Linked DNA regions of Mus musculus: regions 2 and 3 are each linked to region 1. Evidence: chromatin loops called from intact Hi-C (ENCODE). Cell type or tissue: heart. All regions are shown on one strand. Region 1 holds the start of Atp8b3 (ATPase, class I, type 8B, member 3). Region 2 overlaps Apc2 (APC regulator of WNT signaling pathway 2). Region 3 has its middle 13 kb from the start of Plk5.

Region 1 (4,000 bases):
GGACAGACTGAGGACATAACCCCATTTTAGTCTCTAGTGAGGGCTGAGGGGTACCCCTCTGTCACCCCGCTTCTCCTCCCTCTCCATCCTGCCATCCCGATGATGTGAGACCGCACCTGTGTCTTTATCCTCAAGGTTCTCCCCGAGATGAACTCCATCCATGCCGGTGGGGCTGTGGAGTGGGGAAGAAAGACCCCTAAGTCACAATCACCCTGGCTGTCCAGTGCTTCTGGATGGTGTCTGACACTACCCTCATGGACCTTGAGATCTGCTCTCTAAAATACTGCCGCAAAAGCCAATCACAAGGGAATCCCAGCACAAGGGAGGCTGAAGCACGAGTATGGATGGCTTCAAGTCCCAGCCTGGCTCGGGGGTGAGCAGCAAGACCTTGTGTTGGAATAAAATAAAGACTGGAGGGTGGGGAGATGGGATAGGGGGTTCTGGAAGGGAGACCTGGAAATGGGACAACATTTGAAATGTAAATAAAGAAAATATCCAATAAAACGGGAAAAGGAAAAAGAAAAGAAAAGAAGTAGCCCTAGGTATTCACAAAAATCAATAAAAAAAATAAAGGCTGGGGTATAGGTTAGAGGATGGATCTATCTATCTATCTATCTATCTATCTCTCTATCTCTCTATCTCTCTATCTCTCTATCTCTCTATCTATCTATCATACATGCATATCTCACCTTCTCATGTCTACCTCAGAACTGCTCTCTGGACTTGCAGGACCCAGCATTACATCCCCCATCTATAGCTGGTCACCTGAGGCAAGGAACCCCACCTCTGAGATGCTGTAGCCTCGAGCCCTAGTGAGGAAGCTGTGGCTGGCCCGTCCAGTCTCCTCCATGCCCCTCCTGTTCCACCTGCTCCTGCAAGGCCCACCCCACACCCCACACATGCTCAGTCCATGTTTGCTGACTGACCCCACGGAGCTGAGGGGTTGTATATGTGACAGCTCACGGCTTGCGTATATTATGAGCATGGAGCCATGTTAAGATAGATCTGGTGTGTTGGCACCACACCAGATCCCTTTAATCCCTGCCCTTGGTACACCAAGTCAGTGGGTTGCTGTGAGTTCAAGGACACTCTGCCCTACATAGCAAAAGCCTGTCTCAAAGGAGGAGGAGGAAGAAGAGGAGGAGGAGGAGGAGGAAGAGGAGGAAGAGGAGGAGGAGGAGGAGGAGGAGGAGGAGGAGGAGGAGGAGGAGGAGGGAGACAAAAAGATCTGGCCTTGGGATTGCTAAGTGTAGTGACAGGGTCTCACTCTGCTGCTCTTACACCCATAATTCTGCTCCAGCCTCCTGGAGGAGCTAGGATGACAGACCTGTGCTCTCACTCCTGGCTGGGTCTGGTAACTTAAGACAGCCCTATACCTGGTGACATGGGTCCTCCCTGCTCCCTTCCCGGGGGGCAGATCTTCAACCACCACCTGAGCACTCACCCCATCGGTCCCCCAGTTTACCCATATGCCCCCCACTGTCACCACCCTGCCTGGTGGATTTCTTCCTCACCCTCCAAATTTCACTCTGTACTTCCCAGACCGGCCCGTGGGAATCATGCGCCTCCTGGGGGCTTCCTGAGCAGCTGGGGTGTCCCCCATCTTGCCTCTGGTCACCTCTCTTCTAGAGCTTTCACTGTCTTAATGTCTGCTGAACCCACATTTCCCCCAGGACAAGGAGTCCTGGTGTCTGAGTCATGTGTTTCCCCAGGGCATCTTGGGGCCCCACCTCCTCCTGGCTCAGCACCAGCTCTGGGTATTGGGCTTTTCCCTGATTATCACGTGAGGAAAACTGAGGCTGGAGAGGGTGTGGGAAGGATGTGTGAAGAGATCTTGATTCTAGGGAACACTCTAGTCCAGGGGTTCTTAACCTTCCTAATGCTATGACCCTTTAATAAGTTCCTCATATTGTGGGGACCCCAACGACAAAATTGGTTTTGTTGTTATTCCATGACTAATTTTGCTACTGTCATGAAGCATAATGCAAATATCTGTTTTTTTCAGATCGTCTTAGGTGGCCCCTGTGAAAGGGTCGTTTGACCCTCCCCAGGTTGAGAATTGCTACTGCACTCAGTCTTCCTTTCCAATGTTTTTCAAAGTTTCCAAAATCTTCCTGTTCCAAAGTGTTCCTGCCCACTCACCAGACACCCCATTAGCAGTATTCCCCAGCGGCCATGACGCACAGCCCTAGTGAACTCTAGTGGTCACCAAACTGTCCTGTAGGTAAGCTCCACCTCGGTGTCTGGTTTTATGAACCTCAAGGGGGCACCATCTCCTGTCTCAAGTGCTGGCATCCGGGCCCAAGACCCCTAGAGCACAGAGAGGTCACAGTGGCGCCCAAGGATGCACAACTCGTGAGCATCGGTGCTCACCTGCGAGGGCCGGGCTTGGTGGGGCCTGGCTGCCTAGGGCGGGCCGCCAGCGGCGTCCAGGGCCGCCGATGTTGTGGAGCTGTTAGCCTGGTGCCAACGGGTCTGAAACGGGTGGCGCGGGCTCGTGGGGCGGGGCATTGCGAAGGGGGCGGGGCCTACCAGAGCCTTAAGGCCTGCAGCTTAAGGGCAGGAGAAGGATAGGACCAGGCGACAGGGGCGGGGCCTGGAGAAGGTGGGGCCTAGTTGAATGGCACAGAGGGTAAGGGTAGAGCCTGGAGTTGTGGGCGTGGCTGAGTCTTCGGGGTGTGGTCAGGTCTCGTGGGCGGAGTCGTGTTTTAGGAGCTTGGCAGAGCCAACCTTGTGCTACAAACCAGGCTTATGGGTGGAGCAAGAATTAATTGTACAGCCAGGCGTAGTGGCATACGCCTTTAATCCCAGCACTCGGGAGGCAGAGGCAGGTGGATTTCTGAGTTCGAGGCCAGCCTGGTCTACAAAGTGAGTTCCAGGACAGCCAGGACAGCTATACAGAGAAACCCTGTCTCAAAAAAAAAAAAAAAAAAAGCGGAGACCAGGCTTCCAGGGGAGTCTATTCCTGGTGAGCGTGGTATTACATCTCAAGGATGGGACAATGCTTTGTGGGCGGAGGCATGAGTCAAGGGCCAGGAAGGAAGGAAGGAGGGAGGGGGTTTGGGTAAACTAGAAAGGACAGGAAAGCCTTGGGAAGAGGTCAGGGAGGAAAGGCAGGGGTCTGGCATCTGGAATCTCTGCGGGCAAGGCCAAGATAAGGCCAGCCGTAGAACAGAAAAGGGTCAAGCCAGGCAGTGGTGACACATGCCTTTAATCCCAGTACTTGGGAGGCAGAGACAGAGGCAGGCCTGGTCTACAGAGTGAGTTCCAGAACAGCCAGGGCTACACAGAGAAACTCTGTCTTGAAAAACCAAAAGGAGGAGGAGGAGGAGGAGGAGGAGGAGGAGGAGGAGGAGGAGGAGGAGGAGGAGGAGGAGGAGGAGGAGAAAAGAAGAAAAGGGTCAAGTCATGATCCAGGGAGGGAGGCAGAGACTAGGGCATGGCTGGGGTATCAGGGACAGGCTCAGAAAAGGTGGGTCTGAGCTTCATTCTGCAGGGCAGGAGTTAAGTTCAAACTGGTCTCAAGCTTTATTATGTAGGGGAATGCAGATTAATCCTCCACCCTATATAATGACAGCAGCCTCTCACTGAGCTACATCTCCTGCATTTGGGAAGAGCATCTTCCAAGCACACTAAGCACAGTATACTCCAGCCCAACTAAACATTGCTGAATTGGGGATTAGGAGTGGGAAGGTTGCACACCAGTGAGCACGGTTGAGCCAGGTCTGTATCTGTCATGCCTAAGTGGGAAAGGGAGCCCACAAGGCACTGATGGGCTATGTTGATACCTGTGTACAGTGGATGTATGCCAGGGATGCTGGCCACGGTACACCCTGAAGAGGCTGTAGTCAGCCCTGCCTCTAACCTAGCCCTCAGTGGTTATGTCCACCTCCTGTCTCCCAGTGTATGCTGGCATAAAATGAATGAACTGGTGGCTGGGATAAGGACGGCACTCAGGACCAAGCCTCCACCAGAATAGCAAACTCTGGAAGCTTTGAGT
Region 2 (4,000 bases), 230 kb before region 1:
ATGACCAGCACCCACTGTTGTGACCCCTTACCCCCAGGCACTGCAGGAGTTGAAAATGACCAGCTCCATGGCCTCATATGAGCAGCTGGTGCGCCAGGTGGAGGCCCTGAAGGCCGAGAACACTCACTTAAGGCAGGAGCTGAGGGATAACTCTAGCCATCTCTCCAAGCTTGAGACAGAGACTTCTGGAATGAAGGTGAGAGCCTGCATGGAGGGCATGGGTCAGAAAGACAGACACGAAAGCACCGATGTCTTGGGAGGGGTCCTCAAGGCATGTGGACTGCCAGGGTGACAGATGTCTGTGTGTCCAGGCAGCCCTGATGCTCACAGACCTATTCCCTACCATGCCCGCAGGAGGTCCTGAAACACCTCCAGGGCAAGCTGGAGCAGGAGGCGAGAGTGCTCGTGTCTTCCGGGCAGACAGAAGTGTTAGAGCAACTGAAAGGTGAGTGACTTCCAGAACGGCCCATGGCCAGCAGGGATATAGCAAGAGCAGGTCACTGACCTTCACCAGTGCCTCCCTCCCTCCAGCTCTTCAGACTGACATCAGTAGCCTGTACAACCTCAAGTTTCATGCTCCAGCCCTGGGCCCGGAGCCTGCCGCCCGGACTCCAGAGGGAAGCCCAGTGCACGGCTCTGGACCATCCAAGGACAGCTTTGGAGAGCTGAGCCGGGCCACCATCCGCCTGCTGGAAGAACTGGACCAGGAGAGGTGAGAGGGCGTGGGAAAGGACCTGCCCCCAGGGACCTCTGCCCTCGGATTGGGTCGCTGGCAATGACCCCGCCCCCAACCAGCCACACCCACCTCCAGGCTCTTTCACTCATCTCCACTCTATCCCTGTCTGGCTGACCCCAACTGGTGGACAGAGGATATGAGGACATTCCTGGCAAGGGGAAAGGCTCCTGGGAGAGAAGAGCCTCCACCCCCATCTCCGGGGCCGAGACATACAGGCGTCCCTAGGGACAGAGCCGTATCCAAAGTCAGGGCTCAGAAACAGGCCTGACGCCAGAGATCCTCAAGGAGGCCTTTGTTGATAGAAGGACAGAAGCCCAAAAATTCTGGGCCCAGGGCCAGTGGAGGGGGCAGCACCAAAGGGGGCAACCCAGCTCGGCCCCTCTGGGTTGCACGAGGTCACTTGACAAACAGTTTAAGTCCGCTCTGCGGCGCAACTTCTCAGATGAATGCTCTGTAAAATGGAAATAGAACTTTGTTAATTGGTATTGTTTTTCCTTTCTGGATCCCTGACCACATTTATTTCTTTGGGGACACCATAGCACATGTGTGGAAGTCAGAGAACACCAGGAAATCCCGGGAGTCAAACTCAGGGTTCTTAGGTTGCCGACAAATACCTTTGCCCACTCCGATAACTTAGCCTATTTAAACAAAAAATTTAAAGAAAGGGGTCTTGTACTGGGGAGATGGCTCAGCGGTTAAGAGCACTGACTGCTTTTTCAGAGGTCCTGAGTCCAAATCCCAGAAACCACATAAGATCTAATGCCCTCTTCTGGTGTGTATCAAGACAACTACAGTATACTTATATATAATAAATAAATAAATCTTTAAAAAGAAAGGAATAAGGAAAGAGAGAGAGAGGAGAGAGAAAGAGAGAAAGAGAGAAAGAAAGAAAGAAAGAAAGAAAGAAAGAAAGAAAGAAAGAAAGAAAGAAAGAGGTCTCAGCGTACAGTCCAGCAGTCCAGGCTGGTCAGTCTTCTGCCTCAGCCTCCTCAGTGCCTGCCGGGGTGACAGGGTAAATGAAGAGGGACTCTTGAGCCTGACCCCTGGTGTGTACACTGGACATGACAGGTGCTGGAGCACTTCTCGGGTCTTCCTAGGATCTCCTGTTCTTTCCTTTTTAGCTGGTTATTTGTTTATTTTTCAAGATAGGGTTTCTCTGCGTAGCTCTGGCTGTCCTGTAGACCAAGATGGCCTCAAACTCAGAGATCTGTCGTCGGCCTCAGGCTCCCGAGTGCTGAGATTACAGGTGCCACCACCGCCAGGCCAGGCTATTTTATCTTTTTTTTTTTTTTTTTTCAGTCAAGGCTTTCAAGTAGCCCTCAAATTTGCCAAGTAGCCAAGGCTGGTCAAGTTCTCCCACAGTGCTAAGATGGCAGGCACACATCCCCTAGATTGCCGCTTCTAGCTTTTTCCGATTACATTTGTTTGTTTATTTGTTTGTTTTCGAGACAGGGTTCCTTTGTATAGCCCTGGCTGTCCTGGAACTCACTCTGTAGACCAGGCTGGCCTCGAACTCAGAAATCTGCCTGCCTCTGCCTCCCGAGTGCTGGGATTAAAGGCGTGGGCCACCACACCCGGCTCCAATTACATTTATTAACAATTATATTTATTTGTATGTGGTCCAGGGCGACCCGCACAAGTCACTTTCTCTCTTTCCATCATGTGGGTTCTGAAGATGGAGCTTGGGTCATCAGGCTTGGCCACAAGTTTCTTTACCTGATAAGCCATTTCTCTAAACCCTTGTTTGGGACGGGGTTACACTTTGTGGTCAGGGCTGGCCTCAAACTCTGGCTTCAGCTCCCAAGGGGTTGTTTTTTGTTTTGTTTTGTTTTGTTTTCTCTTTCTTTCTTTTTTTTTTAAAGATCTATTTATTGTTATATGTAAGATACTGTAGCTGTCTTCAGACACACCAGAAAAGGACATCAGATCTCATTATGGATGGTTATAAGCCACCATGTGGTTGCTGGGATTTGAACTCAGGACCTTAGGGAGAACAGTCAGTACTCTTAACCACTGAGCCATCTCTCCAGCCCTTGTTTTCTCTTTCTGATCAGCTTTTCTTCACCCACTCAGTTCCTTTCAATGCCCATCTCAGAGCTGGGAGCAGGGGCGGGGAGGGGGGCGGTCGTCCCTGAGAATGCCACCTATGAGGAGGTCCGGTGCATCCCCTCCACCAGATGCTTCCTGCTGAGCGAGATAGAGAAAGAGGAGAAGGAGAAGCTATGGTATTACTCTCAGCTCCAGGGCCTGTCCAAGCGCTTGGATGAGCTGCCGCACGTGGACACGGTGAGCTCCCGGGGCGCACCTAAGGAAGGTTCAGGGATGTGGCGGTGGTAAGGAGGCCGGGTCAGAACGCACCTCATCACAGCCCGTGCCCCCTCCCAGCAGTTTTCGATGCAGATGGATCTGATTCGGCAGCAGCTGGAGTTCGAGGCCCAGCACATCCGCTCGCTGATGGAGGAGCGCTTCGGTACCTCCGACGAGATGGTGCAGCGGGCGCAGGTGCGGGCAGTGCACACCGGGTTTCGGGGAATGGAGGGCAGTGCTGAATGGGAGGAGTCCGCGGCTGGGCGGAGAATTAGGAGGTGGAGTCAGAAATGGGAGGAGCCAAGGCTGGGAGGAGGCGGGGTCAGTCAGGGGCTGACTTTGTGTTCTCTGTTCTCTAGATCCGGGCTTCGCGCTTGGAGCAGATTGACAAGGAGCTGTTGGAAGCCCAGGACCGGGTGCAGCAGACAGAGCCTCAGGTACCAAGACAAGCAGGGGCCAAAGGGGGTGATGACAGATGCCTGTCAACTCAATTGGAGCCGGGCGTGGTGGCACACGCCTTTAATCCCAGCACTCGGGAGGCAGAGGCAGGCAGATTTCTGAGTTCGAGGCCAGCCTGGTCTACAGAGTGAGTTCCAGGACAGCCAGGGCTATACAATGGTATTCCCCTATTCTGGGCCCAGGAAGGGGTCCGCAGCCTGTGCGTGGTGCAGCCTGAACCACCAGGCTGATGTTCTTCCTGCAGGCTCTGCTGGCGGTGAAGCCTGTGGCAGTAGAGGAGGAGCAGGAGGCAGAAGTCCCCACACATCCTGAGGATGGCACCCCTCAGCCTGGCAACAGCAAGGTAAGAAGGGAAAATCTGAAGATGGACTGCCTGTGTCGTGGGCTGGGGGTCCTCAAGCAACCCCCATTGCTAGAAAGACTCTCTGGACTGAGGCTCCCTGTGAGGTGAGAGGTCTTTGTTTCTCTGATACAAAGTTCCACTGTGTAGCCCTGGCT
Region 3 (4,000 bases), 170 kb before region 1:
TGGGTGAATTTTAAGAGACCCTGTAACTCAGGAGACAGGAAGTGTGTGGAGGAGTGCAGGGGACACATGCCCAGCCCAAGGAGTGTTGTAAATTTAAGTTTAATTTGCCCTTTACTCGACATCCCTTCACACACAGCGTCCTCCTCAGCTACATCCACCCGCCTCCTCCCCGGCACCAGCACCCACAACCCCCTCCTCCTTGCCAATTCTGAGTCACCTATTGTCCTCGTGTCCTGTCATGGAGTCCCATGAGTGGCCTTTCAAATCTCCACACACAGAGCACAGTGACTTCCAGGTCCGTTGGTGCCGCATGGGCCTCAAAGTCTTTTTCGTGTTCAAGGTCCATTCTGTGCTCCTGCTCCTCCTCCTGCCTGTGTTCCTGTTCCTCCTCCTGCCCCTGCTCCTGCCTGTGCTCCTGTTCCTCCTCCTTCTCCTCCTCCTCCTGCCCCTGCTCCTCCTGCCTGTGCTCCTGCTCCTCCTCCTGCTCCTCCTCCTGCTTGTGCTCCTGTTCCTCCTCCTGCCCCTGCTCCTCCTCCTGCTCGTGCTCCTCCTCCTGCCCCTGCTCCTGCCCCTGCTCCTCCTCCTGCTTCTTCTCCTGCTCCTGCTCCTCCTCCTGCTCCTGCTCCTCCTCCTCCTCCTGCTCCTGCTCCTCCTGCTCCTGCTCCTGCTCCTGCTCCTGCTCCTGCTCCTGCTCCTGCCCCTCCTCCTGCTCCTGCTCCTCCTCCTGCTCCTGCCCGTGCTCCTGCTCCTCCTCCTTCTTCTGCCCATGATCCTGCTTTTGTGCTCCAGCATGTGGGTGTGCACTGGTGAGCTCGTCCACTCATGCTTGTTCATTGTTGGAAATGACTAGGTCAGGTGTGTGACATTGGAATGTGATGACTGCAGGCACAGCTGGATCTGGGCTTAAATGAAGATAAATGATTCTGTGTCTGTGTCCGTGTTCGTGTGTGTGTGTGTGTGTGTGTGTGTCCGTGTCCGTGTGTGTGTGTCTGTGTGTCTGTGTGTGTGTGTCTTGTTCTCTCTCCCATCTTCTTCCAAGCAAGCACTTACATCTGCATGCAAAACATGACCCAGGGCTGGAGGGACAGCTCAGTGGTTACAGCACTGGGTGTTCCTGCAGAGGACCCTGGTTTAGTTCCCAGCACCACATGGCAGCTTACAACCGTCTGTAACTCCAGTTCTAGGGGATCCAATTTTGTCTTCTGGCCTTCGAGTGTACCAGCACTCATGGTGTGCAGGTACACGTGCAGATGGTACATTTCTTTTTTTTTTTTAATATTTATTTATTTATTATATGTAAGTACACTGTAGCTGCCTTCAGACATTCCAGAAGAGGGAGTCAGATCTCGTTACGGATGGTTTTGAGCCACCATGTGGTTGCTGGGATTTGAACTCCAGACCTTTGGAAGAGCAGTCGGGTGCTCTTACTCACTGAGCCATCTCACCAGCCCCAGATGGTACATTTCTGCCCATAAAATAAGGATGAACACATCTTTAAAAAGAATAGGGAGAGAGCCGGATGGTGAAGGCACACACCTTTAATCCCAGCACTCAAGAGGCAGAGGCAGGAGGATTTCTGGGTTTGAGGCCAGCCTGGTTTACATAAGGAGTTCCAGGCCAGCCAGGGCTTCATAGTGACACCCTGTCTGGAAGAAGAAGAAGAAGAAGAAGAAGAAGAAGAAGAAGAAGAAGAAGAAGAAGAAGAAGAAGAAGAAGAAGAAGAAGAAGAAGAAGAAGAAGAAGAAGAAGAAGAAGAAAAGTTTAAAGGGAAAAGTGCAGATCAGATCACTCTTTTTTTTTTTTTTTTCCAGAGCTGAGGACCGAACCCAAGGCCCTGCGTTTGCTAGGCAAGCGCTCTCTACCACTGAGCTAAATCCCCAACCCCCAGATCACTCTTTTAACCCCAAGGAGGCTCTGAGCTTTTTCACAGCAGAACATAGACCATATCAGGGGCCTGGAGGCGCAGGTAGGATGGTTGGGAGTCCAAGATCAGAAGAGAGGAGGGAGAGGGAGAGGAAGGGATGGAGGGGGAGGGGGCCTAGGATATGCTGATGTTCACATGGCCAAGTGAGCACAGAAAGAAGATTGGCTTCTACCCCTTCTCCATTCCCCGACCAAGTCCTGGGTTTGGAGCTCACTGGCCAGGCCTGGGTCACATGACCTCACCCACTGTAAGAGCTGATGTGGACGGTCGTGAACTGGCACCGGCATTCGCTTCCAACTCCCAATTAAAACACCTTTCTTTCTTTTTTGGGCTGTCCTATAACTCACTCTGTAGACCAAGCTGGCCTCAAACTCAGAAATCCACCTGCCTCTGCCTCCCGAGTGCTGGGATTAAAGGCGTGCGCCACCACGCCCGGCTAAGAATCTATTTCTTATTTATGTACGTGTGATAGCGTCTGCCCTAGGCATGCAGTGCCTGAAGAGGCCAGAAGAGGGCATTCGCTACCCTGGGGTTGACACTGCACCAAGGTTCCCAGGACCAGAGGGACGTGCCCCATCCCCCATCACTGCAGCCCTCTATTCCTTTTTAAGAAGAGGTCTCAGTGGTAGCACAGTATGACTTTAAAGTCAGGGCAATGCTCCTGCCTCAGTCTCTGGAATGAGTGGTGTATGCAGTCACATGTGATTTTGTGGCTTTAGGTCAACAAGCTTAAGGGTGACTTCATGACTACTGTGTCTACCCAGAATGCTTGTCTCTGGGGTAAGAACAGGACAGAGCGCGGGAGCCTACCCGAGTGACTGTGGCTTGCTAAATGACCTACCTACCATGTTTATTTCCATCACCCGTGGGCGTCTGAGCGGGAGCGATCTGTGAGAATCTCCCACGCCCCGAGCCCACAATGGGTGGTTTATTAAAAATAAACTAACTACAGAATACATTAATTCCTAACCTTCCAGGACGATTTATTTCAAAGCAGAAGAACTTCAACAAATGGAAGTTTGCCCATTCGCCTGCCCACTGAAATTTTCTGGAATTTTCTTCGGAGAGGTTAGCCTCAAGAAACAAAATATTTGACCCAGGGGTGGTGACACTTGCCTGTCATCCCAGCATTGGGGTGGTGGAGGGGGAAGGATCAGAGGTTCAAGGTCCACCCTCAACTGCATACTGAGTTCCAAGCTAGCCTGGGCTACATGAGACTATCTCTCAGGAACACAAACAAAACAAAACAATAAAATAAAATAAATCCTGGTCTGACAAGATGGCTCAGTGGGTGAGGGAAGTCTGAGAACCTCAGTTTGATTGGAGACCCACACAGTAGAGAGAAACAAGGTTCACATGATGTACACAGACACACACACACACACACACACACACCATATGCATATAGTAATAATAAATAAATAATAAAGAATCAAATGAAAGAATGAGGCAGGAAGGACGTGGTGCAGCTCTTTAATCCCAGCACTTGGGAGGCATAGGCAGGAGGATATCTGTGGGTTCAAGGCCAGCCTGGTCTCCAGATCTACATAGCAAGTTCTAGGACGGCCAGGGCTACACAGCAAGACATTGTCACAAAAGAAAAGGAAAAGGCCAAAACCCCTCACTAAATCTTGTCTAACACTGGTAATATTTTTGTGTGTGAGGAAAATCCTCAGTGTATTTCATACTAGGAACAAGAACTCTGTGTGTGTGTGTGTGTGTGTGTGTGTGTGTGTGTGTGTGTAAAACTCAGTTCTCCCTTTTTCTAGTCTGTTAGCGACAGGTGACCCCGGAACACCTCATTGGTGGTTTCAAACATGTAACAGAGTCACACCTCCAATCAGGAGCAAGAAAGGTATGGTCAGCCTCTGCGGTTCCAGGTGGACAGATGCCATAGCAACAGTGCCATAGCAACCGTGAGTGACAGTCACGTGTGAAATCTCGGAACCCTGGGATTTCTTATCACGTAAACTATGGAGAAAACAGGAGTGAAGGCCCAGTCATCCTGCTACTAGAAAAACTGAGACAGGAGACTGGCGGGGATCACAGAGACACCCTCTCACAAAGCAAAAGGAA

Evidence for each region. A loop is a pair of places that touch in the nucleus more often than their neighbours do. Peaks named below come from ENCODE experiments on the same cell type or tissue, not always from the same donor. Only the 100,000 strongest peaks of a DNase experiment are listed, where the experiment ranks them.
Region 2: a loop joins it to region 1, with 2.3 times the contacts of the local background. A loop is called at or near these places in 1 of 42 quality-filtered maps.
Region 3: it touches region 1 in a loop (2.9-fold over the local background); 1 of 42 quality-filtered maps calls a loop at or near these places.

What each region holds. Positions count from the first base shown.
Region 1 is chr10:80,536,643-80,540,642 of GRCm38, forward strand. Atp8b3 (ATPase, class I, type 8B, member 3) reads right to left here and starts at 2,482. Exons shown (of 28, transcript NM_026094.3): 1 at 2,374-2,482; 2 at 117-172. The coding sequence starts at 162. In heart, a CTCF peak has its summit at 2,271 (motif pointing right); DNase peaks (open chromatin) are centred at 1,699 and 2,589; H3K4me3 peaks cover 1,201 bases; H3K27ac peaks cover 823 bases; H3K27me3 peaks cover 1,244 bases.
Region 2 is chr10:80,301,783-80,305,782 of GRCm38, forward strand. Apc2 (APC regulator of WNT signaling pathway 2) reads left to right here. Exons shown (of 15, transcript NM_001372241.1): 2 at 38-196; 3 at 355-445; 4 at 532-712; 5 at 2,914-3,022; 6 at 3,125-3,238; 7 at 3,403-3,480; 8 at 3,747-3,845. Among named protein-coding and RNA genes, the nearest start is that of Apc2, 2.7 kb to the left of the region's middle. In heart, CTCF peaks have their summits at 723 and 1,789; a DNase peak (open chromatin) is centred at 829; H3K4me3 peaks cover 1,471 bases; H3K27ac peaks cover 568 bases; H3K27me3 peaks cover 3,263 bases.
Region 3 is chr10:80,367,753-80,371,752 of GRCm38, forward strand. No RefSeq gene overlaps it. Among named protein-coding and RNA genes, the nearest start is that of Plk5, 13 kb to the left of the region's middle. In heart, a CTCF peak has its summit at 2,427 (motif pointing right); a DNase peak (open chromatin) is centred at 3,829; H3K4me3 peaks cover 305 bases; H3K27me3 peaks cover 1,074 bases.